Linked DNA regions of Homo sapiens: regions 1 and 2 are each linked to region 3. The links are chromatin loops, found by intact Hi-C in ENCODE. Cell type or tissue: dorsolateral prefrontal cortex. All regions are shown on one strand. Each heading gives the region's core, and the rest is flanking DNA. Links, peaks and the distances in the headings are about the cores only.

Region 1 (11,103 bases), core at 3,635-8,634, 610 kb before region 3:
GCTACCAGGGGTGCCTGTTCCACAGAGGTCAGCTGTCATGAGCCCATCTGAAATTGGCATCAGGCTAAAACACGGTGTGTGTTCCCTTGGGCCATAACGGAGGAGCACACTCAGAGGAGGAGCCTCAGGCATCTTAGAAAACTCCAAGTTAAGAGGCACAGGGAACGGCCTGCACAGTCTTTTGGATGGCAGCTCCTAAGGGTGAGTGTTCCACCTACTGACCCAACCTGATATTTTGGGATTGGGGTAGAGGTTTTCCACCCCATGAACAAGGAGGACGATGGATGCCATGCTAACCTACTGTTAATGTGAGTGTTTACCTTTGTCACTGATGCTTACCTGAGTATTTTTATTTAATTCATATAATTTATTAATATATGTAAATTGAGTTTGACATTTATATTATTTACATAATTAAAGTTTTGTGCCTCTAGATTAGGAAAAGGTGTCATATTTATCACTTTCAGTGGTTATTTGACATCACTAACCACTCAGAATGGCTTATCAAAATGGAAAGTGAAGACAGTTATTCTTCTAAACTAGTATCAAGTGAATCACTTGCTCAGGAAGTTGGAGAATATAAAGTTAGATTCTGAATTGAATCCCTAAGTTCTCAATAATATTTGTATATAGCACATTCTACTGACAAGTTTGCTGCAACTTTGAAACAGAACAGAATCTGCCCTGGAAAATGAGTTTTGCCTGGAGTCAGTATTTTCTGGTGGTTGGCTGCCTAAGAAAGGGAAAGTACCAAAGAAGGCTCAGGATAACTGGAAATATCACACCCTGTGGGCCTTCCCTCCTCTGTTCCTCTGTTGCTTGTTTCTCAATCTTTGCTTCACAAGCTGGTGGTAACTTAAATACACATTGTTTATATAGATAACTCTACTAATTTGTCACTGTATTGTCAGCACAAAGAAAAATTTATTGAGAGAAATCTGCTTGCAAAATACCTCTCCTCCCACTCTGCTCACACATCAAAATATCCTGTTTTTGACACATACAAATGTGACTTTAATAACGGAATAAAATATAGACTCACTAAGCATTCCTGTACCGTTTCCATCCCTTGTTTCTTCAGCCTTTCTCTCTTTCTCTCTCTCCTCACTATTCTTCTTTGAGTCTCCTGATTTGTTGGGGTGGAGAAGGGGTTGATAGGTCTAGTGTGGGGACAGCAGTGATGAAAATCTCTAACTCCTGAGAGACACAGGTCAAATTTCTCTTTGTGCTGGCAAAGAAACACACGGTCACTGCCAAAACCACAGAGTAAAGTCTTCTAAAAATCCCCTCAGACAGCGATGTTTTAGAGTTAAGCCTTTTCATTTATATTTGGACAACCACCTGTTGACTTCTACTGGCGCTTGTCAAGGGCGGGTAGATGGCGGGAACCTGGAGCAGAATTAGCCCATTCAAAGGGCTTGGTGTTCCCCTTTGAAGAGGCTGCCACTGTTTTTAACTGAGCCTAGTCAAGGCTCATAAGATCAAAACATGAAAAACAAAAAGGAAAGCGTTTACTTGGGACAGGGTCTCACTCTCCTCTTGAGATTATCACAGCATTCTCAGACCATCCCTTTTAATCCAGGAATCAATTAGAGCAGTCTTTACAATGTATTTCCTAGTCCTGAAAGGCAGTCAGTGAGAGCCAGGGGAAAAGACAGAGGAGAAAATCCATGCTGGATGTGGAGGGTGCAATGGTGGGTCCTGCCCGATGACTCCTGCTGTGGCCACACATTTTCCAGGGCAGGCTTTTTCTCTGCTACAGAGGAAGAAGGTGGGTTGGAAGCAGGTGAAGCCAGAAGTAAGAGAATGAAGTACAAAATATGCTTCAGTTAGGAAAGTCTCATTTAAGCCAAATTGCAAGTTTGTGATAGGAAAAGTGTCTGCCATAGATTGACATCTTTGGTGAGATGCGGACACTCAGTACTGACTGAGTTACCTAATTCTCCAGTTGACCTAGATTAAGCCATTCTACCTACATCTCGGGGTTTATAATGAGCTCCTTATGTCTCAGGGGAATGGATCTGTGTTAGGTACTTCAAAAGGCAGATGAAAAACTGCAAATGTTCTATTGCAGGTGGTGGGGAAGAGTAGACAAGTCTAAGAAATTAATTAACAACAATAAATTCAAGAATTTATGAATGTATACTATACTCTAAGCCCTAAGGGAACACATTGATGAACCCATCATGGATCCTGCCCAAATAAAGGTGTATATTATTAATTATTCTTAACAATCCCTAAACGAGATAAGAAGATAAAACTCAAAACTGTATAGCTGGCCTGGCATGGTGGCTCATGCCTGTAATCCCAGCACTTTGGGAGGCTGAGGTGGGAGGATCACCCAAGGCCAAGAGTTCAAGACCAGCCCAGGAAATATAGGGACACTTCCATCTCTACAAAAAGTGAAAAAGTTAGCCAGGCATAGTGGCACACACCTGTAGTCCTAGCAATTTGGGGGGCTGAGGTGGGAGGATCGCTTGAGCCCAGAATTTAAGCCTGCAGTGAGCTGTGATTACACCACTGTACTCCAGCCTGAGCAACAGAGTGAGACCTTGTCTCAAACAAAATAAAACGAAACATAACACAACAAAAATTGTATAACTGTTTTTCCAGAATAAAACATTCCAATGTCTCTCTTCTGGAAACAATCTTTTGGCCAATTCAAGAGCATAAACTGGATGATGTCTTTTACTTACTAATGTAACATTTATTGTGCACCTCTGCAGAGTCAAAATTATGCTAAGGGCTAAGAAGCATACAGGCAGCTGGGGTGAGAAAGGCATCTCCCCTCCTGCCCTGTGAGCTGTAACATTCTGACAAGGGCAAGCACACAGGTCCACCAGGTTCCTCCTGTACCATGGACATGGGTTTTGCCACAGCTTGCAATTCATTGCCCTTTATTCTCATCCATGCCTACTCCAGCCACTCTTCAACCTAGACACTCAACTGAGCTTCCACAGAGCTGGGGTAAAATAAACTGGCTCTGCATGCTGGGGACTAGGGGACCAAAGCCAAACCCAGACGGTTTGTCCTTGCCCTCAAAGTCAACATGGTCAGTTCTAAATCAGGGTTTCTGTGAAGTGTTATGGGAATACGAAAGGTAAATATTTGCTTTTGGTGGGAGAGAAACAGAGACTTCTATAGTCCTGATTAAACACAAGATCAGCTACAACCAGGCTTGGGACAGGGCTGGAGCTGGCTAAACAAGATTAGAGCTTTGTTGGAGCTATGAGAGCCCATCAGGTGTTCAATTCCTCAAATTTATTTTTTGGTTTCTTGATTACTTAAAAGTAGTATTGGGCTTTGAAAGCAGACAATAAACAGACATGTCACCTAGACAAGGTAGCCTGTGGCAAGAGCAGGCACTCTGTACAGCAAAGAAAGTACATCTACACCTGCCCTTCATTTCCACCCTCACTTTGCTGCCCCTCATAGCCCAGTCCTTCATCGGTACTCTTTCACTAGGTGGAAATCATCCTTGTCATCCATCCTGCATCCTGCAGGTTGCTGCCAAATCATTTTCTCCAAAAGGCCCTTTGCACCTTGTCATAGCCAGATTCCAGCAGGAACAGATGGGCATATGCACAAAATTTAACTGAAAATAGTTTAATAAAAGAACTGTATACAGAAGTGGATCAGGATTCAGATATTACCAAAGGATGCCAAATACTGAGGGACTAGCAAAAGTAAGATCTTGACCCAGGTCTGAAAGGCTAAGAGGAGAAAGATGGACTCCCTCAACTGGTGAGAGCCATAGTTATAGAAGAGGGAATGCCCACCAAAGTCAAGGCCTAGAAAAATATGATCATGTAAAAGCCATGGCAGGAAGAGGATGATGCAATGAACATTCCAGCTTTTCTCTCCCCCATCTCTCAATGGTTACCCACTGGTTAAACCCAACCAGAAGCTGAAGGGAACCCCGCTTCCCTCTGGAGTCCCTGCATGGGTTCAGTGTCTGTGGCATAGAGCAGGATAGAAAGGGTAGAGAATGAATCTGAAGGGGAAGGAGTTCTTTTATATCGGTATCTCATATAATTCCTATGGTTAAATTGTAGATCGGCATCTTACCCATTTTACAGATGATGAAATGAGGCTCAGTCAGATTACATGTCTTAGCAAAGGCCTCACAACTAATAATATGGCCACATAGAGTCAGAATTCAAATTCAAATTCGTTGTATGACTCCAAAATCTGTGTGCTCCAACCAGGGAAGCTGCACCGATGACTGGACTTGGGGATTGGTGGGGTCTAGGAAAGGAGCAAGATGGGAGATCTGAAGATGTCATTCAGGGGTTGATTCTGTTGACTTTGATCAAGTTGAGACCATGAACTGAAATAGGAAAACCAGGAGGGACATATTAGTTGTATGTGCCCACCCATGCTGAATCTGAGGGCCCTAAGGAAAACAATCATTTAGTGGATGTGTCTAGCATGCGATATGAACACAGGTCTGGAGTATCCGGAGGGCTCAAAGCCAAAAAGAAATATTTGCAACCATGGAGTAGGGTGATGGCTAATACCTTGAGGGTAAAGAACATCACCCAGGGGACTTGCTGGGCAGAGATGAGATGAAGACTCAGGCAGGGCCATCCAAGACCCCTGCACTGATCATTTCCTCATTACCAAGGGATTTCAAGGCATTTCATAATGCGTAGCCTGGCACAAAAGGCCCTCCTCCACTGGGCCCCAGACTTCAGCATTCTTTCTCACTGATTCCAGCAACCAACTCTCTTCTCTGGTTAAACCTACTTGCACTCTCCCAGCTCTTCCACTTTCCCATACCCCAAGCCTTGACCTGCCCACGCTCCACTCCTCCTTTGAGGCACACTATGCCCTGGGTGATGGCTCCCTTTTATGACCTTTGGTAGTCCCCACATCTTCACCCCACAGCATATCCTGTCTTACAGACCCTGTGCCTTTGTCTCCATCTGTATGAAGAATTACGTGCTCAGCATACATTGGACGTAGATAAATTGAAAAATACCAGTTGGCTTAATCATTTGCTTATTTTGGAGATGGCCAAACATCAGTAAGGCCAGCTTTTTTGTTTTATTCAAATTAGCTCGCCTTGGCCAGGCATGGTGGTTCACACTTGTAATCCCAGAATTTTGAGAGGGCAAAGTGGGAGGATTGCTTGAGACCAAGAGTTAGAGACCAGCCTGGGCAGCATAGCAAGATCCTGTCTCCACAAAAAATTTTAAAAATTAGCTGGGCATGGTGGTATGTGCCTGTAGTCCCAGCTTTTCAAGAGACTGAGGCAGGAGGATCACTTGGGCCCAGTAGGCTGAGGCTGGGGTGAGCCAAGATTATGCCATGCCTGGGCAACAGAGCAAGACATTGTCTCTTAGAAAAAAAAAATAGCCCACCAGTGTGGGCTACTTTGTGTCCAAAACAGTGATCCAAACATAGTAATGGCAATATTATTAGAATATCTGGGTGGGCTTCCAAAGGGACTATATGAAAGGGAACGGCACTCACTGGATATATATTATAGCGCCTAAAGTCATGATGGGCGCAGTAGGTAGTCACTGGTCAACTTCTGACCATAGCACATATTTTCTTATAATTTGGGGCAAGTTACTAAATTTCCCTCAGTCTCAGTTTTCTTACTTGTAATAGTGTCACTTATTTAATAGGTTTACCACGCAGATCAAATGAGATAATTCTTAGCCCAGGCCTGACAGCTAGTAAGACCTTAATAAATGCTAGAAATCATTGTTATTATAATTACTTCAGCCCATCGAGTTTAGCTTATTAGAGCTAGAAGGAACTGCATAGAAAATTCAGTCCCAGCACTTAATTTATAGATGAGCAAATGGATGCTCAGGTGTCAGGACATGATCGGATGGAGCTCAGATATAAAACAAGTCCTGTGTTCCTTCGTCCACTGGCCAGCACTACTCAAGAGTCTGTGTCACATTTTATACCTGCACAGGCCCATGCTTTTACTTGTATTACATGCAGTGAGGCAGAGTGATCTAGATCTGTTTTTTGTTCATTTTCTGAAGAGATAGAACATTTATGTCAAATCCAATCTACCTTGATCAGACAGGAAATATAATAAAACATTTAAGACAAATCTTTATAGAGCAAAAGTTATACCAGTTTGTAGTTACAAAAATCATTGCTGGTGACCCTAATTCATACCAACACTTACGGGAATAATGAAAGCAAACATGTGAAGAGTAAGGTTGAAGTGAAAGTCACAGGGGTGTTTTGTGCATGACTGGTTTTTTGTTAGTTTTTGGGTTTTGTTTGTGTTTTTAGACCACTGTCTGGGTCAGAGAAAAACACTTGTAATGAAAATGTCCACCTATAGGTGGCAAACTTGTACTGCTGTCATTCTGTCCTTGGGTGCCCTTGCAAGTAAATGTCACTTGGAATGGAGATGAAAATGAAATTTGAAGAAAGAAAACAAGAAATCTAAATGGATCCAGAAACAACACTCTCACAAAAATTTTAAATGAAAAAAAAAACCATGTAATAATCTCACAAGATACTTAGTCTGATTCATCTGCAAGAATACCTCATGAAATTGCACCAGATGCATTTATTCAGGATCCATTTCAGAGTTCCTACAACATAGCACACCCTGGTTTAGAGTGGGAAAGACACATCCCTGCCTTGAGAGTGCTGACAGCTGGGAGCCTTCCACCTGCAAAGCACTTCCAGCAACATCTCTCATCTGACTTTTGCTGTTGTCCCCGATGTCATAGATAAGAAAACAGAGGCTCAGAGACACCAGGGGAGCGGCAGACTGGAGCCCAGCTCCTTAGAGTCCAGGTACTGTCTCTGTCTGCCACTTTATGCTACTTCAACATAAGGCAGAAAGTGACAAAGTGATCCAGGATTAGGGGGTAGGAATAACTAATTCTTTGGGGTGTATCACTCACAGGAAAGCCCCAGTGGTTCTTCCAGAGCCTTTGTAAATAGAATGACCTTGGACTCTCTCATTTCTGCCCTTCACCCTGGCTAACCAACACTTACTCCCTAATCGTGAAAGGGGGGTTGTTTCCCAGAGTGAGGGTCAGGATCCCCTGGGGACTCTAAGGAAAGTAGTGAAGACTTTAATTTACAGTGGCCAGGCTTGGTGGCTCACATCTGCAGTTCCAGCTGCTTAGTGAGGCTAAGGTAGAAGGTTCACTTGAGCCCAGGAGTTTGATGCTGCAGTGAACTATGATTACATACCACTGTTCAACCTGGGTGACAGAGTGAAAAAAAAAAGACTTTATTAACGAGAAATAATTCTTTTTTTTTTTTTTTTTTGAGACAGAGTTTTGCTCTTGTTGCCCAGGCTGGAGTGCAGCGACGCGATCTTGGCTTACTGCAACCTCCGCCTCCCGGGTTCAAGAGATTCTCCTGCCTCAGCCTCCCGAGTAGCTGGGATTACAGGCATATACCACCATACCCGGCTAGTTTTATATTTTTAGTAAAGATGGAGTTTCTCCATGCTGGTCAGGAAATCCCGACCTCAGGTGATCCGCCCGCTTCAGCCTCCCAAAGTGCTGGGATTACAGGTGTGAGCCACCGCACCTGGCAAGAAATAGTTATTCTACCCTACTTTTAAAAACTTTTGATATAGTATACTCATTTAAATGTGTTTAATTAAAACAATATTGAGTGCCTGTTTAAACGTATAAAGAGGGTACAATGTGTTTTTCCATGCATTCCTTGCTCCTTTGAAGATTTTCCTATGTATCATCCCAGGCTTATCCCTAAGTATTTACATATATGTAGATACGTAAGTGTGGATATAGAGAGAATTTTCTTTGCCCAATTCATGTAGTACTCTGCTGCTTGCTTTTTTCATTTAACAATATAACTTGGAGAGCTTTAACTAGACCTATGTTATGCAGTTTAACGTGGCATGGGGTTTATAGTTTGAATGTACCATAATATATAAACCATTCCCTTCCCTACTGGTGGATGTCTAGGTTGTTTCTGTTTCTCACTATTACAAATAGGTCTGTAGTTAAGTCCTTTTACATATACCTGTGTACATGTGCAATATCTCTGAAGGATAAATTCCTTAAAATAAAAATATTGTTGGACCAAAGCATAGATATGCATTTTGAATTTAAAAAAAATACTGTTAAATTAACTCCCACAAAGGCTGAACTGCCTTTTTGTTGACCCTCTCTCTCATTAACTTTCTATTCACAACCTATACTGTGGGCCACTTTTATTCTGTTTTAACTTTTGTTTTGTTTTGTTTTGAGACATGGTATCCCTCTGTCACTCAGCCTATAGTGCAGTAGTGCAATCATGGCTCACTGCAGCCTTGAACTCTTGGGCTCAAGGGTATCCTCTTGCCTCAGCCTCCTGAGTAGGTGCGACTATAGGCACACACCACTATGCCCGGCTAATTTTTACAAAATTATTTTTTGTAGAGATAACGTCTTGCTATGTTGCCTAGGTTGGTCTCAAACCCCTGGGCTCAAGTGATCCTCCTACCTCAGCTTCTCAAAGTCCTGGGATTACAGGTGTAAACCACTGCGCCTGGGCCTATGTTTTAACTTTAATCTTGAAGTCTTCCTTCTCCTGCTTTCTCTCACCACACACTCATTTCACCGAAAACTCTGTTAGATTTACTTTCAAATACATCCAGAATCTAGCCACTTCTCACCACCTACTCTGCTATCACTTGGTTGAAGCCACCATTACCCCTGCACTGGATCCCTGTAGTAGTCTCCTACGCATCTCCTTGCTTCTGTTCTGCCCTCCTTCAAACTACTGTCAACACAGCAGCCAGAGTGACCCTGTTAAAACAAGTCAGATCATTTCATCCCTCAGCTCAAAATTCTGCAGCGTATCCTCACTTCACTTCGTGAAATCCTTATGATGACCTCCAAGGGCCTATGTGATCTGCACCTACATTCTCTTCTCCTACATTCTCCTCCTCCCCATCTGTACTCTGCCATGGACACTGACCTTCTTGCTACTCCATGAATCCTCCAGGCACACCCCACATTATGGTCTTAGCAGTCCTCTCCTTCCTGATATCCACTTGACTAACTCCTTCACCTCCTTCAAGTTGGCTCAAATTTCTCTTTCTCAGTAAAGCCCTTCCAATACCCTTATTCAATACTGCAAACATCCCCCATCGGCGTCCTATACTCCTTGCTCTTCTTTTTCTTTTCCCAGAGCATTTACAACCCTTTTACCTGCTATGTAATTAACTTTATTATGTTCGTTGCCTACCTCTCCCATTTGAATTTCCATGCCACATGGGTGGGGATCTTTGCTGTTTTGTTCACTGGAAAAAATCTTTCATAAATATCTGTTGAATTGGAGTCGCCATTCCTCTCTCCATTGCAATGGTGAAATAGCTTCAAAAAGCTGTAGTTTTGACACTGAGTCATTCCCTTGTGGATGATGTTGTCCTATTGCTTTTTAAAGATAAGTTTCGAAAAGGAAAAAAAAATAGAAAAATTGGACATCATCAAAATTTTAAACTTTTGCTTGTGAAAGACTCTGTAAAGGGGATGAAAAGACAAACTACAGACTGGGAGAAAATATTTGCAAATCACAAATCAAACAAAGAATATATATAATCTCAGAACTCAACTGTAAAAAACCACACACAGGCAATTCAATTAGAAAATGAACAAAAACAAGAACAGACATTTTACCAAAGGGGATACAGAGATGGCAGATAAGTACATGAGAAGATATCTAACACTATTTGCCATTAGGAAGATGTAAACTAACAAACACCACAATGATATCAGACCTATCTGAATGGCTAACATAAAAAAAATCACGTCAAATGCTGGCCAGGCACGGTGACTCACACCTGTAATCCTAGCCCTTAGGGAGGCCAAGGCGGCTGGATTGCTTGAGCCCAGGAGTTTGAGTCCAGCCTGGGTAACCCTGTGACACCCCCTTCTCTACAAAAAATACAAAAATTTGTCAAGCGTGGTGGTGTATGCCTGTAGTCCCAGCTACTTGGGAAGCTGAGGTGGGAGGATCACTTGAGATTGGAAAGTCGAGGCTGCAGCATGCCTGGGTGACAGAGAGAGACACGATTTCAAAAAAATAAATAAATAAAATGCTAGTGAGGATGTGGAGAAAACGGATCACTCATACATGGTGGTAAGCATGTAAAGTGGTACAGTCACAAATATACTTTTACTTTTTCTTTTAAAACCAAAAATGGACTTCCCATACCACCCAGCAGTTGTACTTTCAGGCATCTGTGCCAGAGAAATGCAGACTTATGTTCATACAGAAACTTGTACAGCAATGCTCATAGCAGCTTTATGTATAATATACAAAAACTGGAAACCACCCAAATGCTCTTCAACAGGGTGAACGGTTAAAAAAAAACTGTAGAACATACATACCGTTGAATACTACTCAGAAATAAAAAGGAATGAACTACTGATACGTGAAACAATATGAACTGATCTCAAGAGGTTGTGCTGAGTGAAAACACCAATCTCGAAAAGTTACATTATATATGATTCCATTTACATAACATTCCTGAAACAAAATTATCAATGGAAAAGAGAGTAGTGGTGTCCAGGGTTTAGAGATGGGGATGGAGGGAAAGAGAAAGCTGTAGCTATAAAGGGGTAATATAAGGGAGTCTTGTGGTGATGGTGCAATTCTGTATCTTAATTGTAGTGATGGTACACTAAGCTAAGCTACACATGTGATCAGACTGCATAGGTCTATGAGCACACACACACGGATACACACACGCAGGCACACACACACGCACACTCACGAGTACAAGTGTAACTGGAGAAACCTGAATGAGCTCTGTTAATTGTACCAATGTCACTTTCTTGGTATTTATACATACTGTAGTTACGCAAGATGTTACTGGGTCAGGCAAGGTAAAGCGTGCACCAGAATTCCCTGTACATTTCTTTGCAACTTCCTGTAAATCCATAATTATTTCCAAATTGAAAAAATAAAGGACAGGGCGCGATGGCTCACACCTGTAATCCCAGCACTTTGGGAGGCCGAGGCAGGTGGATCATGAGGTCAGGAGATCGAGACCATCCTGGCTAACACGGTAAAACCCTGTCTCTACTAAAAATACAAAAAATTAGCCAGGCGTGGTGGTGGGCGCCTGTAGTCCCAGCTACTCGG
Region 2 (11,103 bases), core at 3,373-8,372, 230 kb before region 3:
AACAGCAGTCTTTTCTTCCCCTTGTTTCTACTTAATAAACCCATTCACTAAATATATCAGCAAAATGTCATCCACGACAGATGTGCAGGTCTAAGTGCTTTTGTAGTTTACCAACTAAAAGAAAACAGCTTCGGAATCTTGTATCTGAGTATGGTAGGTATGTATGAATATATACATATGTGTGTACGTGAGTGGGTAAATGAGTGTGTGTATGCAGGCACTATCATTAATTAAACACCTACTATGTACAAGGCTTAACCAATGTACATTTCTTCTCTTATTTAATTCTTACAATTCTAGTCACTCCTTATCCAAGGTTTCACTTTCTGCTGTTTCAGTTACCAGTGATCAACCACAGTAAAAAAAAATTAAGATTTTGAAAAAGAGAGGGAAAGAGAGAGAGAGATCATAGCCACATAACTGTTGCTGCAGTATATTGTTATAATTATTCTATTTCATTATTAGTTATTGTTAATCTCTTACTGAGCCTAATTTATAAATGAAAATTTATCATAAATATGTATGTATAGGAAAAATCATAGTATATATAGTTTTCATTATTGTCTATGGTTTCCAGCATCTGCTGGGTACCTTGGAACATATCCCTATGGCTAACAGGGGACTACTGTATACATAAATACGATTCTTACAACTATAGCCCTGTATAATTAATTTATCAACTTTCAACATTCTCCATAACATTAAGATTATATGAATAAATGTTTATGTTTTATACATGGATAGAAAACTGTTGAAATGCAAAATGTTTTAGAAACTCTACTTACCTTATAGGCAATTAACATTTCTGTGCCAGGCCCTGTGTTAAGTTTCCTTATGTTTTCCCTTCCAACATTCCATGAAATGGGGCTTATTCTCTTTCTGTTATTGAGAAAATAAAGCTCCCTAGAGGTAAAATGACTTTTCAAGTTTATGTAGCTCTTTTCCTCTCTACAGTAATTTTTGTCCAGGGAAATCACAGATGATGAGGTGGATAATAATTTCAGACATTAACTGAGGTTTTTTTTTACATACTTTCTTGGTTTGCCTGTGGTTTTTCTCTCAGCGAGTCAGTGGCACTCACTGCCTGGCTGAGGGTGGGCAGATGCAACTTCCGAGGATGAAGCTGGGGGCAACACATGTTTCACAGAGAAGCCCCATGTCAGGTCCAACATGGTGCCTGAGCAGGAAAAAGGAATAGTCCAGACCAGGGCTTCTTAAGCTTACTGTGGTAAAGGGGAAGTTACTTTTTTTATAAAAATAATAAAATAAATGACAATATACATGAAATGAAACTCCTGAATTGTTTTAAAACAAGCTCTTTAATATTTAAATTCAAGTTTTAATTACTAAGTTAAATTACTACGGAAAGTTCTAAACTCTTACTGTCAATTTCTGTACTTAATTTCACAGGAACAAATGTGATGCTCTGTGTGTTTATGTCCCCCCAGAATTTTATGTTGAAATCCTCACCTTCAAGGTGGTGATATTAAGAGGTGGAGTCTTTGGGTAGGTGATTGGGTCATGACGACAGAGCCCTCAGGAATGGGATTAGTGCCTTTGTAAAAGAGGCCCCAAAAAACTACCTTGCCTCTTCCACAATGTGAGGACACAGTAAAAAGCACCACATATGAATCAGGAAATGTGCCCTCAGCAGACACCAAATCTGCCAGCACCTCAGTGTTGGGCTTTGCAGCCCCAGAACTACAAGAAATAAGTGTTAGCTATTTCTTTCTGCCTAGACTATGGTATTATGTTATAGCAATCCAAATGAGTCAGTAACTAATAATTTAAATAATTTGTATACTAAGACTGGGTTTACATAGCGCACTTTTTATAGCTCTCATCTAGGCCATAGGCCTGAGGGAAGCCACCCGGATTCCTACTCACCTCAGTTTACTGTGGGGAAGCCAGTCAGAAGTTCCCGGTCCCCAAGAGGGCAGAGAAGTGTCTGAGAAGATTGACAGACTAAAGAGCCTGTGATTGGCTTGAGAAGTACACAAAATGCATGGAATAGGCAACTGGAGGTCACAGCAGGACTGCAAGCATCAGTGGCACATGGAATGAGGTGAAGTCAATGTTCAAGATCTAGTGGGACAAGTTACACCTCAAGTGAAGGCATAAGAGAGCAGGTGTACCATAAGCCAGATATGCACCCTTGAAAATGCACCACAATTCCCTTACATAAACCTCCATAAACCCAGATTTCTCTACAGAGAAAGAAGAAGGTGGGAAAGAATCTTGAATGGCTGAGTAGTGAGTCCCCCCAAAAAAATATTAAATTTAAAATCAGAAGTGACAGAGTTATTTCAATTTGGCAAGATTCAATTTTTTGCTATTGAGGATAAGCAGGAACTCATACACTAAAATGAATTTAATTGCAGATATTTCTTAATTTCATTTTTGAAACTTGAATATGTATTTTGTAAAACATTATATTTTCTGAGTGGAATTATTTGCATTTTAACAGAAGACAATGTCTTAATCCAGAAAAGTGAATTTTTAACACGAGAATTTCTGAAAATAGTCACAAGTCACTAGGAGAGATTTTTTAAAGGAGAACTTAAATCTCCTGTGTCACAATGCCACAGAGAGCCACTGACCCAATGTGCTGAACTCTTTCAAGAAGTTCTATCGACCCACACAGAAATCATTGGCAGATCTGTAATGATATATAACATCAGATGGCTTTTTGTTTTAGAAATCATGTAATATTCCATATGTTTACTTGAGAATTTAGAGTCATATACAGGTAATATTAGAGTGGCAAATAATCCATCCAGATGATGAACTGAGAATACTCTTTCCATTAAGTGTTTTGTTAACGTATAGACCTCGGCATTCCTGTGGTACTGAAATGTTCACCGCCTTACCATAGTTATTGCTGCTCTCCCCTCCAGGCATGGGTACTCAACTGTAGTGCATGTCAGTGACCATCAAAACTTTTTAGCCACAAAGTATTTTTTTTTTTAAACTAGGTGCAGAATCTCAACATACAAAATTTGAATTTATAAAACAGACAAAAGAGGTAAAAAGGTGGAAACATGTCCACTATTAATCTCTTCATCATGTCAGTCTGTGAAGCTACGCCAAATTCTGGGTGTCTGAGGAACAAAACTGGAAACTACTTTTGGGGTTCTAGCTACATAGATGGCTAGCTCTTCCTTGAATAAACTAAACTCCGGGCTTTACATGTTGTATACTTCCTTCATATTTACAGCAGTCAATTATAACAGATGACTCACTGGAAAAAGTATTGCGAACAGTTGATGCAGGGGACATCTCATCTCTGAAGACATGGTCGGTATGATACTGTGGGCTAGGCTTAACATAAAGCTACTTCTATGTGACATATCTTTGGACTATACTAAAGATGTGGTTGGTTTTATTCACTGTGGCTTGCCAGCAAAGTAATACCTTACATTAGCAACCTAAAAAGTCTCAGGTTTCCAACTTTATTTGTTAACATTGACTCAGCTAAAAGATGATATCAACATGATTTTAGTCACATACTTTCAATGAATATATCCAGATTTATTGTTTTTACTTCTTGTGATGACATCTGAAACAAATTTTGAAAAGTAATAACATGAACATTTTATGCTGTCTTCCACTTCCTTATACTTTAATCCCCATATTTAGGGTAAAGTTTCTTCCATGAATCAGGTTTCCAACTTTCAGTTTAGTTGTATAGGGTAATAACAACATATGGTAGCTATTATCACAATCAATAGCAAAAATAACCAAAATAATTTTTGCTTCCATTTAAATATGACCACTTTCTCAATCCATTGCTTTAGGAAGACATTTCTAAACCAAGAAGATTAAGTCATAGCAAATAAGCCATTATTAATTCGTCATGTAACTTCTCATTAATTTATCTTTAAAAATACATTTATTAAACACCTACTTTGTATGAAGCCCTGTGTTTTGGAATTACTAAAGTGAATAAGCCATGATTGAACTAATGACCTGACTACAATTAAGTAGGATTGTCACATTTCTAGAAAAGAATGAAATATAACTGTCCCACTTCTTAACAGAACCTTGAGTCTCTCAGGCATGAGTTTTTGTTGCTATTCATACCAGTTGTACCCCAAGGAAAACTGCTAATGGTATTAAACCATTTAGCATAATCCCATTCTCCTGACCTGGTCCCAGAATGAAACACATGATCTAATTTGTCCAATTAGAGTGAAGCCCTGCCTAGAGCTTTGTTCAAGGGGAAGGAAGGAGAAGCTTTCCCTTCCTCAGTAGGAAGTAACAGCAGGGGTAATGGATTGACTGTATTATCAGGCTATGAAAAGCCAGCTGGAGGGCAAAACCTACAGGAAGGAGAGCAGAGCTAAGAGAACTTGAAGAAACATAGCCAAAGTTATGATCAAACCAGCCCTGTAAGTTTTTTATTACACAGGCAACTGATTGTATGGGTTTTCTACCATTTGAGACAAAAGTGTTCCAACTGAAACAATATCAAGAACCATCAACCAAAAAGAAGGTGAGAAGTTACCAAAACAACAATCAGAAGTTTCTGAAATAATCTTTCTAGTTTAGATGACATCTAAAGTTAAGCTGAAGGTTCATCATCAGTTCTAACTAAGTGATACATTTTCTTCTAAAAAAGAAGGAGCAAATATTCTGGTATCTCTTTCTAAAGGATTGATGTCTGTAAAGAATTAACTTTAGGATCAATTATTATTATTATTATTATTATTATTATTATTATTATTATTATTTGAGATGGAGTTTTGCTCTTTTTGCCCAGAATGGAGTGCGGTGGTGCAATCTCGACTCACCACAACCTCGGCGTCCCAGGTTCAAGCGATTCTCCTGTCTCAGCCTCCTGAGTAGCCGGAATTACAGGCATGCGCCACCACACCCAGCTAATTTTGTATTTTTAGTACAGACGGGGTTTCTCCATGTTAGTCTGGCTGGTCTCGAACTCCCGACCTCAGGTGATCTGCCCGCTTCGACCTCCCAAAGTGCTGGGATTACATGCGTGAGCCACGGCGCCCGGCCAGGATCACTTATTTTCTTAGATAACATCTTATCTTCAGGTAAGTGTTTTATTTATTTAAAATCTCTCCTCTTTGACTTTTGGAATAGTTACATGTGGTTGCAGAATTTGAAATCACGTGAACAAATAAGAAGCTGGTGAAAAGAAAACAAGAGTGTGGCATACTTATAATGATGCTCATTATTCACCATTGTCCCTTATCTCCATTCAGCTAAGACACTCCAGTTCCAGCAGTCTATGATTTTAAGTACTGTGTCTGCTAACAAGCTACTCGGAACTTGACAATGTGTGACACTCTGAATTCCAAACATTTCAGTTAAGTCTGTAGAATACTAAGCATGACCTAGGGAAAGCTTACTAAAAATAGCTGGTTGGCTTTTTTTAGTTAAAAGTAGAAGGTTGGTTTTATTTAAGACATAAGTTTAGTTTGCTTAGAACCCATTGATATGAAAAATTTGGGAAATAATGTTGCTTTCATATTTTAAAATACTTATCCTTCTTATCACTTTATTTCTTAGAAAGGGTGGCCCAGATAAATTGCATAAACACTAGGTGGCACTATAGTTTGAAATAACATTCAGATCAAAGTCTAAAACAGTGCGAATATATACATGGTAAAACAAAAAAAGAAAACCAAAAGAGTGTAATAAATCCATATTCCAGAAAATACTAAATACTGAAGCCTTTTAGTACTTATTAGAGGAAATAAACCTTATGCAGTTAATACACTGACTTAGTGAATTAACTTATATAACGTAATAGGTAAAAAGATAAGTCCTCCCACCCCACCCAACTGAAATATGATCAGTACTTGCTGGAAAGCAGCAACTGATTAAAACAGTTATAATTATTCAAAAATCCTTTCATTCATCCAGATGAAACCTCAATTTATGTTTCAGCATGTCCACCAAATTTTACAGCTAAATAATGTTTGTTTGTTTTCTCAGAAAACTAAAGCAAAATATATACTGGCATTGCATAATAATAAAAGAATAAGTTATGTGAGAAGTTAAAAATATGATTTATTGTTTTTTCTACTTAAATCATTGTTACATAGGTAATTTATATCCAATAATCTCAGTAAATTATACCTCATAAATTTAGGATCTTTGCTCAAAGTAAATTTTATATATAAAAATGCAGCATTTTATTGGTCTTTGTAACCAACCTGAAATTAAGGACCCTGAAAGAGTTCATGGATGGGGGCTGTCAGCAGCCTGAGCGAGTGGTGCATTTGATTCCACCTTGATGGGGACCCTGAGCCACCTGGAGACATCTCGGTTGGTTTCCAAACTCATGTCTTCTGTCCTTTGGAGCTGTCTACATATGTGATATCAAGGAGAACACCTTCATGAAATCAGAAAGTAATGCCCAATGGTGAAATAAAATTAATTTTTAAAAACTTCAACTGAATATTTGATTTCATGTAACTGAAGTCTTCATAGAGTAAATGTAAATTTGTTTTCATCGCATTTGAGAGGATAAAAAATGTGCCCTTTATCCTGATAGATCAATTTATCCTTCCTAGTACTGCTAGGTCGCATTCTCTCTTATGGAATACAGTCCTGTTAAGTGATTGGGAAGGAATATTTTCAAAATAATTGGGGAGGTTCTGTTAGAGATTTATCTAAGACTGTCTTTGCTCATAAAATATTGCCATTGTGGCTGGATAAGCTCTGAATACATTCACTATTAAAGGCAGGAATACCATTATCAAAACATAAATACACCAAAAAAAACTAAAAATGCAGTTTTTAAAACTTAGACTAATAACATATTTTGTTCATGTCATTGTTTCAAGAGAAGAAAATATTATATATTTGGAGACAGAAACTTGAATTATAAGCAACTAGAAAAGAATACAAGAGCTTTAGAGTAGCCAAAAATTACATATACTGAACTCATCTGTTTCTAGGGAACAGTATTAAGGATCATGTAATATAAAAATATATGAGATGGTTTCTGTTCTTTACAGGACTTAAAATTTTAGAGGGAAAAGGTATAAACATTTGGAAAAGTAATTAACAATAAAAGATGTAAATAACAATTCAAGGCAGATATAGATAAGAAGTTAAAGGTAGTACCTAAGATTTCCTGAATGAGTGGTACAAATACAAAACTATAAAAGTTATTTAGAAGAAAATGTATTTATTAGTTGGGGTATAGACAAGACTACTACAAAAGAGAGTTATAAAAATTAGGCAAAACTACTGTAAAAGAAAGAGAGTTCTAAGAATTTAAAGGCTTAAACACTACAGGAAAGACAGTCCAGTGAAGGTATGTAACTTGACTTCACTGGGTCATCCGGGAACCCGAAGCTCCTTCTACTTAGTCGCTTCACTGTCCACAGAGTATTGTTTTGCTTATGGTGATACTAGCACCTGGGAACGCTAAATCAAACATCTCATGGCTCAACACACTCAGCTCTCATGTGCATTAAGTCTGGAGAGTGACCTGGGAGGGGTTGTGGGAAGGTTGGGCACCTACTCCATGCAAACATTTGGAGACCTAGGTCGACTGAGGCTCTATAATCTTCTGTGTGGTTCTGGATCCTGGGCTTGTGACATCCAGTATTTATTGCTTGTGCAAATTAGGAGTCTCAAAACATATTTTTAAATTTTTGTTTTATTTTTGTTGTTTCATAGACAAAATTCTCTCCATACCTTAGCAGGTTTCTAACTTATTTATTCCTGTCAGCTCCAGGGGTAGGCAGAATTCTAAGATGGCCCTCAAGATTCCTGCCTCATGGCATGCATGCTTTATATAATGCCACCTCCTTGAGTTTAAGCAGACCTGTGAATATCATGAGGCATTATTTCCGTGATTAGGTTATTAATCAATTGACTTTTGAGTTAATCAAAAGGAAGATTATGTTGGGTGTAGTAGCTCATGCCTGTAATCCCAGCACTTTGGGAGGCCAAGGCAAGAGGATCACTTGAGCCCAGGAGTTCAGGGCTGCAGTGAGTGAAGATCACACCACTGTACTCTAGCCTGGGTGACAGAGCAAGACCCTGTCTCTAAAAAGAGAAAAGAGGGAGATTTTTCAGGGTGGGCCTGACATAATCAGGTGAGTCCCTCAAGGGCCCTTTCTAAAGTCAGAGAAATTCTACATAGGGAGGATTCCCCACTGCTGGTTTTGCAGATGGAGGGAACCACCTGCAAGGACCTGAGAGCATCCTCTAGGAGCTGAAAGCAACCCCCAGCTGACAGCCAGTAAGGAAGTGAGGACCTCAGTCTTCCAACATCAAGGAGCTGATTCTGCCAACAACCAGTGATTTGGGAAATGAAACTTGAGCCTCAGATGAGACCAATATCTTAATTGTAGTCATGTGAGAGCTGAGCAGATAATCTGGCTACACTTCTGGTCTATGGAACTGGGACAAACCTTGTTCAAAGCTGCTAAATTTATGTTAATTTCTGACGTAGCAATAGAAAGCTAATGAAATTCATGTTTCTAGATATAATTATCGAGCTCAGATTCTTGCTTTTCTCCTTACCCTCATACCTTTTTTTTTCTCTCTCAATTTAAAGCATCTTCCTTGAGGGCACCAGACTTAGGAAGAAAGGCCACAATCTTAATATGGTATTTTCCTCAAGGCTAAGTATTCACAAGCTTTTCTTACTTAAAAGCTTTTAAAGTTTTGCATCTTCTCGTTTAGGACCTATGAGTCATTGGCATTTCCAATCCCTCTAAGTCCAGTTTCTGGACTGACTTTATTCCCTATCCCTTCTCTTGCAAATGTGCTAATTCTTGCTTGTGTTCTTCCCTTTTCTTGTATAACCTTGTGTAATAAAGCCAGTTACAACTATACACACTACTAATATTTTATTTTCTAACTGCATTTGAAATTCTGAAAGAATAATTTTTAAGAAAAATATAAATTACAATAATTTTCTACTTTAAAAAGACAATAACTTTTACAAATTAATAATATAACAAAATGACAGTTTTGAAAGAACAATCTTGAAAACATAGCATTAGGCTCAGAAAGATTTTTGTCCAAATTCATTAAAACCCACAAAGAACAATTAGTCTCATGCTATTTGTACACACTTCCAGAACAGAAAGGAAAAGGAAACTTCCAATTTTTTGAAAGCAATTATAACCTTAATTCCAAAACCTGACAAAGAGAGAATGAAGATGAAGAATATAGAGATAAAGAAAAAACTTTTGAGTTTGGTATATAATAAAAAAAATTTGACAAAATATATAGTTTTGAATGTAGATGCAAAAATCTTAAAATACAATTCTGCAATATAACAACAAAAACCCAATCACCACAAGAGATATACTTCAGTACCATTGAGTATTGTTTAATATTAGCATTGGTTAGTGATATGGTTTGGCTCTGTGTCCCCACCCAAATCTCATCTTGAATTGTAATAATCCCTAAATGTCAAGGGCGGGACCACGTGGAGATAACTGAATCATGGAGGTGATTTCCTCTATGTTGTTCTCATGATAGTGAGTGAGTTCTCATAAGATCTGATGGTTTCATAAGGGTTTTCCCCCTTCACTTGGCTCTCATTCTCTCTCCTGCCGCCCTGTGAAGGGGTGCCTTCCACCATGATTGTAATGTCCTGAGGCCTCCTCAGCCACACAAAACTGTGAGTCAATTAAACCTCTTTCCTGTATCAATTACCCAGTCTCCAGTATGTCTTTATTAGTAGTATGATAATGGACTAATACAATTAGCAAGATGAAAATACATCTTATTATACAAATGGGTGGGAAAAGGAAAGATCTTGATAGATTTCAAAAAAAAGATGACATTTAAAATTTATATCTGATTAAAATTCTCAATAACATAGAAATATAACATATTTCTTTATTGTGCGGGAGAGGTGGAAATCTATTTCCAACCAACAGCCCATGTCACGCTTGATGGGAGGACACCGAGGAGAGTATCAGGAATATTTATCTCCATTATTATTTAACAAAGTAATGGAAGTTCAAGTCAAAGTTATTTTAGACAAAAAGTTGCAAATATGATTATAATTTGCAAGTAATATAATTACATACTTGAAAGCTTCCATTAATTGAAAAAATATTAAAAGTAATTTATTAAAAAGTTATGGGTAAGACAACAGACCTTTTAAATACACAAAAATATTTTAAATATCAATAATTAGTCAAAATATAATAGTTAAAAGTCTTATTTATAACAACACAAAAATAAATACCTAAAATATACTTACTAAATGTGGAAGATGTATGATGATATAATGTTCTTTGGAAATCATTTAATAAAGTTTGAAGTACTATTAGCAACAAAAAGACACTTGGGACACTTTGCTAATCAACTGGAAACCTCATAATTTTTACCATAATGTATTCCATCTGAATTAGAAATTAACTGAAAAAAAACTACAATAAAGGATTGATGAGTGTTTTTTTTTTTTACAAATTTTAGTATGAGTATAGACTTCTTTAGCTTGACTTCAAAGGCAGATTCCTTCAAAGGGAAAGATTAGTAGATTTTATTTTTAAAAATGTTAAAACAGTCATCTTCAATGGAGAGGAGGTAGGGATCAGAAGGCTCGATTATCTTTCCTAAGGATGTAAGCATATCGGAATCTCTGTGTGTGTGTGTGTGTGTGTGTGTGTGTGTGTGTGTGTGAGAGAGAGAGAGAGAGAATTCTAAAATCACTCTTGTTTTGTGTAATTTTTAATTTTTATTTTTTATAACTGTCACTTATTGAGTGTTTAATATGTTCCAGGCAATATTCACATGAGGTAGGCATCATTATTTTCATTTTACAGAAGAAGATTGAAATCTAGAGAAGTTATTGTCATCATTATTATCAGAACCAAGGTAACATTATTACTAGACTGCATATTCTGCATATTGTACTAAGTACTTTACAAAGATTCTCATTTATTTAATTCTCACAGTGATTATCTGAGCAGGAATAATTAATACTCTAATATTCAGATAAGAAATCTCAGGCTGAGAGGTGAAATAATTTGACCAGCTTGTAAGTGCCAGCCTATAATTAAAGCCTATGTCTTCCTTCACTCACCCCTCCTCCACCAGCCAGGGCTCTGAAGCATTAGTTATGCTACTGAAATTGTAAAAATCTCAAAT
Region 3 (11,103 bases), core at 3,868-8,867:
AAACCACAATTCCCCCAGTTCCTCTCTCCCTTCCCTCCTGACCAAGCCCGTTGCTCACCAATGTGCCCCTACTAGAAGTACAGCATGCACACTTCTCTTGGGAACTTCATAAACTGTCTTTTCAATGACAACTGTCTCCTGATCTGTTGGCCTTACTATACCTTAAATGTTCTATTAGCACACTGCATTTTAAAACACTCAGCTTCCTTCCTCTCAGCTTTCAGTGGCTACAACCCCATTCTAAATCTCTCATGCATCCTTCATGTTGTCCCCTAGGTTTGGGTGCTCTACCCTCAGCTTCTGTCATGGGATCACCTTGACCCTACAAGTCTGTGGAGTTGCCCAAGGCAGGCTTTCTGACTCTCAATCAATCTCTATGCCATACCAGAATCTAGAGAGGCTCAGGAGCCAGACTCAGATACTCTGACCCCACCACTCTGTGAAGCTGCCAGTAGTTCTTGCCAGGCACCCTTCATGAGATCCAAACAAGGTGAGTATATCCCCTCTAACTTCAGTACTCCTCAGTTTTTTAAAAACATCATTTGTGCTTTGGGTCAAAGCCTGGAGCAAGGAGCTGTCTTCATTGTTTTATCTTCTTTCTATGTCTCCTTCTCACCATCCCTGAGGGCCAGGAGGGGAAGCCCTTCTCTTCCTACTTTCTCTTCCACTACTGTCCTAAATAACTCTATGTTCAAGTTCACCAAGCCTGGCTCTGGATATCTTAAAGAGGGAGATAGAAACTTAAATATATTTTATTTTTCCTCTCTCTCTTTCTTTCTCTCTCTCTCTCTCTCTGCCCCTCTCTCTACATCTAGCTTTCTCATGTATTGTACTATTCTCTCTTGCCAAGGCAGCATTAGCTTAGTGGCTTAGCCTAAAAATGGAAAGGAGTAAGAAAAAGATACTTTATGTAGGAGATTTATATTAATGATTTTAATATTTGCAAAATTATCCCTTTTATATCAGCTTGTGATTACAACTTTCTATCTTAACTCAAACATATATGTCCTGAAATCATTAACCCCTTTTATTTTTTCCTCAAGAGCTCAAAGCAGCAAATATTACTCTTCAGAAATGAAATTCCAGTCCCCTGTTAAGTATAAAAAGCTAACAAATAAATGCCCCAAGTTATGAAGAACTTATATCAGCTAAATGAAGAGTGGAAAATATTCTGTAAAAAGGGAGCATAGGTCATTAGTGGGTGGTTCTGTTGATTATAAAGAAAAGCCAGACACATTACTAGCATTACATGATCCTAGAGCAACTCCAATTTAGTTCCCAAGTTACAGGAGGAGCCCAGGAAAACTCCACTAATTCTAACTTATGCAATCCTCAAAAATAACATTAGTATTTTCTCCCACTTTATGGTTGAGCCACTGTAACAGTCAGGGAAGATAGTCTCAAAGGCCAGTATGGGAAAGTTATTATTTAAATGGCATCTTTAATTTTCTGAAAATCTAGGATATTCTTATTCCTCCCAAATATATTCAGATCTGTACTGAGAGCTTTTTCACACATTACAATCTAGTTATCACTTTCACATTTTTTTCTGCTAAGAATTGCCTAGAAAATAGATTAGCCAGACTGTAGGTGTGAAAACATAGAAAATGTGAGAAAAGTGAGATTTAATATTAAAGTCAGGCAGTGAAGTTTTTCCTCCGTTCTGTGAGACAGGGGGAGAGAGAGAGAGAGAGAGAGAGAGAGTGTGTGTGTGTGTGTGTGTGTGTATACGTGTGCAAGTGTGCCCCCTGCATACATGGGAGGCTACATATAGGCTAGAACCCTATATGTAGGTTCTCAGTCTTCCTTGACATGTGAGGAAAAACAATAGGGGTTTTCAATTTTAAAAAAAAGAAGAAGAAGAGGGTTTGCAATAAGAAGTTAGTCTGGATGCATAGCAAATATGCTGCAGTGAAATATCATGATATGTTAACAGGGTACATGATGGGAGTTAGCTGCAGATTGTGTTTCTATTGACTCTACTTTCCAAATTTTCTGCCATATTCTACTAAAGTGTGCATTTTTTGGCCAGGCGTGGTGGTTCATGGCTGTAATCCCAGCACTTTGGGAGGCCCAGGCAGGTGGATAACTTGAGGTCAGGAGTTCAAGACCAGCCTGGCCAAAATGATGAAATCCCATCTCTACTAAAAATACAAAAAAATTAGCCTGGGGTGGTGGCACAGAGCTGTAATCCCAGTGACTCGGGAGGCTGAGGCAGGAGAATAGCTTGAACCCAGGAGACAGAGGTTGCAGTGAGCCGAGATCATGCTGCTGCACTCCAGCCTGGGCAATAGAGCAAGACTCTATCCAAAAAAAAACAAAAACAAAAACAAAACCAAAATGATGTTTTTAAAAACCTCTTGGAGAAGTTTCAGAATGAAAGTTCCCACTGAAGTTTTCAAATACTGATTTAGTTTTTTTATCAAGCCAGTATGGGTAGAGCCAGTAAGGTTAAGGCTGTATTAGCTTTTTAGGATTAGTTTCTAAAAGCAAGATATGGAATTTTACTCACATCAAATAATAAACTTCAGGTTTGAAGCTCATGAGGAGTCATGAAATCAAGTTAAAGTGTCAGGACTAGTATTTTTTAAATAAATGAAATAGAATATCAAACATAGTCCTTTTAATAAAGGTATCATTTTGTATAAAATATGTGTGTATGCATATATGTGAATGTAAATGTACATGAATATTCATTTATATATTTCACGGGTTGAGAAGTCAAATATATTTCTTACTCTGGTTTTCATATGTCTTTCAAAAAAATTTGGAAAATGTTATCCTAAAATATCTGTCATAAGACTTTATCTATAGCAAATACAGCAGACACATACATGCACATGCCTGCAACTAAGTAAAACTGTCTACCTCCTTAGATTTTTCTCTGGAGAAGATGGCATTTTAGTTAACAAAGCACTTCATCACACCATTTGCTTAGAGAAATATGAGCTTCTGAAAAGTTGGAAACAAGAATGAAATTCCTCTGCATAATGAAGAAGACGTTTGGAATTCCCAGGTCCCAACACTAAACTGGAAGGAGGGATTTCAAAGAAAGGGGGAGGGAGATGGGGGAAGAGTAACGTGGTAGCAAGGAGGAATCTACAGAGAAAGGCTACTAATAACAGAAAATGAGTAAGCAAAGGACGGTGTATTTCATGCTCACATTCAAAATTAACTTCTCTATGGTCATATGCTCTGACATGTTTTTCATTGGTGTAACTGCCTCTGTGACTCCAAAACCATCAGTAAAGTCAGCTCCGGACACGGCCTTGAGTAGACAGTATTTTCAAGTTTAAAGAACTAACTTAGGAATAGGCATGAGGCATCCTTTTCCCAATATCTAGAGGGCCTGATTCTTGGGTTTCATAGTCATGCAAATTATTTGTTGAGTGGAAAAGAAAATAAGAAAGAAAGTAATTGTTCCAGCATTCTGTGATCTGGCACCCCAGCTGGAGTGGCCAGTGTCTATGACTCCACCAGTAGTGAAATCCAGAGGTATCTTTCCTGGCCTCTGACTGCTACTTGGGGGAAACCTTTTCAAGATAACTTGCAGCACAGATTCAAAACACAAAAGCCATAATCTAATAACACACGAATTACTTCTAGCCAACTGCCTCCTTTTCCATCCAGCCTCCTGACCCATTCTGAAGAGTGCAGAGCCCTCTGTACACCCCATGAGATGCTAGGTGCTCCATAAGGCTAATTCTCATTCTGAGATATGGCTCGGGTTGGCCCCTTCTTTCAGTGAAGAACGGCAGTGAAAGCACAACACCTTTTGCATTTACACACAGATACAACCTGATGTATAATGAGAAATAATAGAATCATAAATGCCAACTCTATTTTTAAAATCCTAACTTATTCAACCAGCACATAAAAGAACATGAATAGCAAACTTTCCATTATTTGGAAACTTCATTTTCAGCAGCTGCCACTCTTTCTCCAACCTTCCCCTCGACTTCAACCCTACAAACTCTACCAGTTACAAGTAGCAACATAAAAATAAATTGGTTTCATCTCCTTTTACTTCCAGTTCCATCATGTGAAGAAAATGAGGGAAAGATGCAAAATAGTCGGAAGGCAAAAGAATAAAAATTAGAGAGAAAAGTGCCGAGGACTTAAATATTCAAACTGCAAGATCAATCCTAGAGTAATCAGGAATTTAATGTGACTTTCACAGTCTGGAAAGCAAGCTAAAATAAATGTAGGGGCAAGTAAATCCAAGTTAAGTTGGTTTTTATGCTTGAAAGTGAAGTGCACTATTGTGTTCAAAGACTGCTAAATGATGCAGTAGATATAAACAAGGCAGTTCCCATCCCCAAGGAGTACTAGAGCACATGATGGCATGAGACATGAACATGAAAATATAATAAACAATGCTAAAAAAAACAGTTATCAAGGATATTTTTCAGATAAGCATTTTTAAACTTCAGAGGGAGTAGGAGGCTTTACAGAGAAAATAGAATCTGATCTGGTAAGTGAAACATGAATAGACAAGTTTTCAAATCTTTTGAGATGCCACCTAAATTTCTGCTGGATGCCTGATACATATATGGTCACGCGGCTCTCATGACACTGTACTGACATCCCACATGATCCTTTCACTTTGCTCTAAACCTCCCATCCCATCCCTTAACTGGTGAATATCAGTTTGATCTGTTACGGTATTCCTTTCCAACCATTGTACAAATGAGAGAAGATGAAAGACAGGAGCAAAATTCAACAGTAGTGGAGAGTTAAACATGAGCTAGTCTGTAAACGAGAGGTAAATGAGAGGGACATAGATGTTGGATGAGGGTCTGATAGAAGACAGAACCAGAGGAGAAAGTGACTCTCGGCTGCTGGGGCTGCTGATGAACACAGAGCTGTTGGCAGCTAGAAGCAAGAGCAGTGTCACACTGCTGCCTGCACTGCATTAGGTTACTTTACAATCCACCTTCCATGGAGGTGAAGGACTTTGTGCCTGAAGCTAAGGTCAGGGGTCCTAGAGACAAAAGTGGTCCTGAATCCCTCCTCTGCCATTTGCTAAATGAAGCTGTATTAGGCCATTCTTGTGTTGCTACAAAGAAACACCTAAAACTGGGTAATTTATAAAGAAACAAGGTTTAATTGGCTCATGGTTCTGTGGGCTGTACAGGAAGCATGGTGCCAGCATCTGCTTCTAGTGAGGGCCTAAGGGAACTTACAATCGTGGTGGAAGGCAAAGGGAGCCAGTGCATCACGTGGCAAGAGCAGGAGCATGAGAGCAAGGGGGCAGGTGCCACACACTTTTAAACAACCAGATCCTGCGTGAACTCAGAGCAAGAGCTCACTTATCACCAAGGGGATGGTGCTAAACCATTCCTGAGGGATCCACCACATGATCCAATCACCTCCCACCAGGCCCTGCCTCCAACAGTGGTAATCACATTTCATCATGAGATTTGGAAGAAATGAATTCAAAACCATGTCAAAAGCCATAGCTAGCTCTGCATTTGCTTCAGATTCAGAGTCTAATCTCCAAGGCTTGCTGACCTTCTCCTTCTCATTGTTGCTTCCCCTTCCTGTCTCTTAATTGTTCCCTTCCTCTGTTATCCAGTCATTTGGTCCAATAGTGCAACAGCTGGAATATCCCCTCCAAAACGCATGTTGAAACTTAAGCCCCAATGTGGCAGTACTGAGAGGTAGGGACCTTTAAGTGGTGATTGGATCATGACTCTTCTACCCTTATTAACGGGTTGGTGGATTAATGGGTTATCATGGGAGTGGAACTGGTGGTTTTATAAGATGAAGAAGACAGATGTGAGCTAGCATGTTAGCATGCTCAGCCCTCTCACCATGTGATACCCTGTGCCACCTCAGGACACCGCAACTTCCCACCAGCTGGAAGGTTCTCACCAGATGTGCCTCCTCAACCTTGGACTTCCCAGCCTCTTTATCTGCAAGAAATAAATTCCTTTTCTTTATAAATTACACAGTTTCAGGTATTCTGTCATAAGCAACAGAAAACAGACTGAGACAACTATCCTCTCTCCAACTTGACTTTATTGAAGACACTACTGTGGTGCCTTTATGTCCCCTCCCCAGAGAACTGTAGGCTGAAAACTGGAAGCAGAATCACAGAATTTGATTGAAGAAATGGACCTTAGTGATCATCTGGTACACAACCTTAGTCTACAAACAAGGAATTCAAGGCTGTAAGAGGTCAAACATCTGCCCAAAGTCACCCAAGTACAGAACTACCAGCTCCCAGCCCAGTGTTCTCTCACGGTATCACTCATCCCCCACGTCATGTGAAGCACATTGCAGAATTCAAGCTCAAACTGAGCCAGGAAGGAAGACAAAATCCAAATCCAAGAGGAGAGTAGGGGCTGATCTCATCTCCCAGAGAGGTCTGTCTGCTCTCCCCATCCAAGAGTGTAATACTGTGCTTAATAAACTTTCGCAGCTTTGCTTTGTTAAGAAAAAACAAAGGACGGTAGGGTCATTTCTAAAAGCAGAATGCTAATTATGAGAACATGAAGTGTTGATTTTAACACAGTAGAATGCTCAGGATTTGCATCAACACGGGAAGCGGAATGACGGGCGCGAGTCTCTCCGCCACATAAAACGGGCACAGAGCGCCATCTGCTGGATGTCTGGACTTCAGGCCACCTGCCACAATTGAGAATGACGGATATGTTTAAGCTTATTTCTTGTTGGGCATATCCCAAACACACACACAAATTTACTACATTGTTTATCTTGCTTTTTTCCTTTTTAATATAGCATAATGATATTTCTTTATTAATAATATATATTTCATCATTCCTTTTTAAATCTAAGCTTCTAAAATAATTGTATTATGAAAATGTCCCAGTATACACAAAAGCAGCGAGAATGGTACAATAAAACCCTCACTTAGCCTTCTGTCATATTTTTAAATTGTCAGAATTTTGTCACATTTGCTTCTCTATCTCCTCTTTTTTCTTCCTTGAATAATTAAGACAAATCCCAAGTATCATATATGCCTTCAATCTTTAGTATGAATCTCTCTTAAAAATAGACACTTCTTTTATAAACACAATATCATTATTACAGCTAACAATTCAATAACAATTATGTGTTATTATCTAATGCCTAGTCAATAATCATATTTCCCTGGATGTCTCCAAATATTTTGTATCATCGATTTGTTCAAATCAATATCAAAACAAATTGATTCAATTAAATGTAATTTAAAATTCATGAATTCAATTTAAAATCTAATTCCATTTTAAATCCATGAATTCATATGCATCTAATGGAAAAAGAGAAAGCCTACCAACAGAAACAATAAAGGGAGGGAAAGAAGGAAACAACATTTTTACCATATATTAAAGTAACTAGCCCACAAACACCTTAATCTGAAATTTGGCAACTAAAAGAAAACAGTTAAAAATATATTCTGCCTTTGATGAATAAACCATACTTCATTGTAAAAATAGCCCTATTTCATGAGAGGCGTTGTTTTTATACAGAAGAATTCCACCTAAGTGAAAGGAATGATAAGGTTAAAACATCTCCATTTTGCAACTCCTACTAAACCCAAAAAGGTGACGATCTTCAATGAATGGAACTCTTTTAGATAAAAGCTGATGAGGAACTTGACAGAAGAGGGCTCATCCTGTCATCACGTGCTCCCACTTGAACATGTGATACAAAACCAACATCACTAAAGGTTTGTCTGTGTGATTCCTGTCTTGAGGTTATGTGCTATAGTCTATCTTAGCTCTTTCAGGAGATTTTCAATTTTATGCCTATACTTCTATTTCTTATTATATAACATTATAAAGTTTCTGTTGACTCCCTACTATAAATTATTCCTCTTAATGGGGTATTTCCTTCCCATGTCTATCTCCTGCTTTGGCTAATTGTCATTTTCATTCTTCCAGTGAATACCTTGATGACATTAAGTAAAATGCTAAACTTTTTTTTGTAGGTAGTATCTACTGAACTCATCTAAGACCAAGAAATTAGCATAGTCACTTTTCATCTTCCTCTCATTGGGTGTATGTTGTCTTTTTTAAAGTTTTTACTTTTGCTTATTAATTTTCACAATATTTAACTTTTGCAATTGTATCTCTCACCATTGTTTAGCCTACATTTAAATGAATTCAACATATGTGAGCAATCCTTTTAACATTCTTCATTTATTGGGTGTCCTATTCTTGAGAAAAACTCAACTGATTTTCACCTTCATAAGTTGCTTAATTTGTCTAAATGCCTGAAAATGCTTTATTTATCCTTGAAATTCAATACCTTAATAAGGATATGTCTCCTTATTGATTTTCCTCAATCCATTTTTCCAAGCATAGGTTTGCATTTCCAGATTAAATTATTCAATTGTTCAAATTATCTTCTATGTCATCTTTGAACATACTGTCTGTTAGATTTGTTGGGGTTTTTAATTCAATGTTTGTTTGGCCTTGTCTACCACTCATATCTATTATTTTCTCAATCAGTGTCTTAATCTCTTTGTCTTTTTCCCTCTACATTCACTGCAATTGTCTTAAACCTTTCTTCTGGGTCATTCATCCAATTTTTAGCTATGCCTGTTCAGTTTCTTGCTCTTTTACTTCATTTTATTTATTAATTCAGCAATGGTATTAAATTGTTAGTACTTGATCTGTTTCCTTAGCTCAGCAAATCTCTTTTTTTCTCACAACTGCTGTTTTAGTATCTCATCTTTAAATTATTGTTCAATAACATGTTTGTATTTAGTAAGCTCTTCCATAGAGTAAAACATCCTTAGGAACATTTGTTCCTGAGTGTTCACTTCTGGATAGACTTTTCATCTGTGTTTTGCATTTGATATTTCAATACTTACTTGGTGAGGGGGATAAAGGGGCTGTTCTGCAGTATATTTGCATAGAAGCCAGGCATGATATTTTATCATCTTGCTTTTGAATAGGGAAGACAGCTTGGATTTAGTGTAGGTAATTCCTTGTGATTCCTTTCCACTTTTCTGATATCTGTGTGTTTTGTCCTGTAACTATTGTAGAGTTGGAGATCCTAAAGCTGAGAACTTGGATAAGGGAAAAGAATCACGGCTGTTGGCAGCTCTATTGCCATGCTGGCCTTTACCCTCTCCTCTGTTGCCTGGCCTAACATCTGTGTCCACAATTCCACCATTCTGTTTTACTGTATCTTCAGATGTACTTGGACTTCAGATGTTTACCCAAATGCACTATGAGGCCTGAACCAGGGAGTCAGCCATTCCCACTTCATCTCTCCCCGTCCAGGAGCTGCTGTGACTCCCCAAAGCAGAAAGTGCATAATATAGAACATGAAATGTGTTTCCAAGGTAGAAACATTTTACTTGACTCTCAGGGAGTCTTTTCCCCATCTCCTACATCCTCAGAAACCGAGTTATAACTTATATTTATTTGGTCTCTATTTGGCTAAATTTTAAATTTTTTATAATAAAAAATTAACACATTCAAAGATAGAGAAACTAGTATAAATAACCCCATGTACCTATCACCTGACTTTAGTAATTACTAATAAACACACGGCTGTTCTTTCTTCATCTATGTCCCCGTCTACCCACTCACTCCCACCCTCACCCCCGCCCCATCCCTCACACCAAGAAATAAAGTTAATCTCGACCTCAGATCATTTCATTTTTCAATCCATTGTTTATGATCCTGACATTCTTCTCCTGTCCAGCCAGTATGGTCTCCAATATGGTGAACTCAAGTGGCTATTGTCTCTCTAGTGGGTCATGGAAATGATTGAAAGGAATTCTGCCTTTGTGGAACGTTTTGCTTCCTTTGTGGAAGAAGGGCTTCTACACACTCCCTTCTGCCTGTTTTCAAGCTAGGGGTGTTAGTGAGGCTCTAGAATTTTGTTCATTTTTTTTCCTTATAATGTTTGGAGAAAGATGAGTTGGAAACTTCATGGAAGATTGCTAATTCTCAGAAACTCTGATCTTACTCTTTCACAGCCACCAGCCAGTTCCTCCTTTTTCCTGCCATTTGGTAAGGTTGCCAGATAAAATACAGGACACTCGTGCAATATTTGGGAAATAATTTTACCCCCAAAGTTGTCATTTGTCTGAAATTCATATTTTACTGGGCATTCTGTATTTTTATTTGCTAAATCTGGAAACCTTAGTTATTGGGGTGATTTTTCTGGTTTCATTTTTGTGTGTTTGCTTGGTTGATGGGTTGATGTACTTATGTATTATTTCAGTGGCTGAGTTTGCTGAAAGGAAGATTTTTGTGGTCAAGTTTTACTCTGCCATCTTAAACTAGAAAGTCTAACATTTCCTTAAACATTAAAATTACTCATTCAATATTTATATATGTGGAATTTCATTCCTTGCTTAATATGTCAAATACGCTTAGAAGAAGCATTTGCATAACTTTTGGGTATTTTTCTCTTTGCTAGAAATTTAATCAACGTTTAGGTATATCAAGCAAATCTAAATAAATAATGTCTCAGCTTGTAGCCAATGCATCAGCAACATAGTAGACAATTTTTAAGAATTTTGTTTCTATTTTTATTATTTTTGGTCAAATACATTCTTAAAGTTCCTCACCACCTAAAGTTTCATTTAGTCTAGGAGTCCCTTCCCATAGAATTCTCCAATTTGAGCTCAGAAATTTCTTCCTGTTACAGAGTGAGATCTTGACTAATAAATAATTATGGAAAGAGTAGTGGCAACGCTTCTTTGGGGCTGTTTATCTCAGTGTACATGGACTGCTAATGGACAAAGAACTCCCTATATGGTGTTGTACACTCTTTATTGTGTGTTGTAGAAGTTGTTAGTAGTCTTAGGTGGGCATTTAAACTAAATTGGCCCAATTAGACTGACAAGAAGAATTTTTATTCAGTGGTGGTCAATGATTTCCTCTCTTTCCTGCTATGTGAACTGGAGAGCCTTACTACCAACAGGCACCTTACAATCTGAAGAAAAGTCATTCTAAGGACAAAACAAGAGGAGAAAGAGCAGAAAGAACTACCATGAGACACAGCCAGAGGCCAGGTCAGCCAGCATGTGGGGCTTGTCTCTGAACTTCATGTTATGTAGATGAACAATTTCCTGAGAGTTTAAGCTTCCTTTGCCTTATGGTTTCTGCTACCTTTAGGCAGAGCATT

What was found. Peaks named below come from ENCODE experiments on the same cell type or tissue, not always from the same donor. Only the 100,000 strongest peaks of a DNase experiment are listed, where the experiment ranks them.
Region 1: it touches region 3 in a loop (6-fold over the local background); 19 of 110 quality-filtered maps call a loop at or near these places.
Region 2: it touches region 3 in a loop (11-fold over the local background); 67 of 110 quality-filtered maps call a loop at or near these places.

The regions. Positions count from the first base shown.
Region 1 is chr6:100,474,854-100,485,956 of GRCh38, reverse strand. No RefSeq gene overlaps it. Among named protein-coding and RNA genes, the nearest start is that of SIM1, 15 kb to the right of the region's middle. RefSeq lists an enhancer at 1,155-1,264 and a silencer at 2,930-3,224. In dorsolateral prefrontal cortex, for the core only: CTCF peaks have their summits at 6,106 and 6,306; no DNase peak of the experiment used is centred there.
Region 2 is chr6:100,094,095-100,105,197 of GRCh38, reverse strand. No RefSeq gene overlaps it. Among named protein-coding and RNA genes, the nearest start is that of MCHR2, 110 kb to the right of the region's middle. In dorsolateral prefrontal cortex, for the core only: CTCF peaks have their summits at 5,365 and 5,569 (motif pointing right); a DNase peak (open chromatin) is centred at 4,997.
Region 3 is chr6:99,863,758-99,874,860 of GRCh38, reverse strand. No RefSeq gene overlaps it. Among named protein-coding and RNA genes, the nearest start is that of MCHR2-AS1, 120 kb to the left of the region's middle. In dorsolateral prefrontal cortex, for the core only: CTCF peaks have their summits at 6,402 and 6,602 (motif pointing left); a DNase peak (open chromatin) is centred at 6,580; H3K4me3 peaks cover 526 bases; H3K27ac peaks cover 1,803 bases.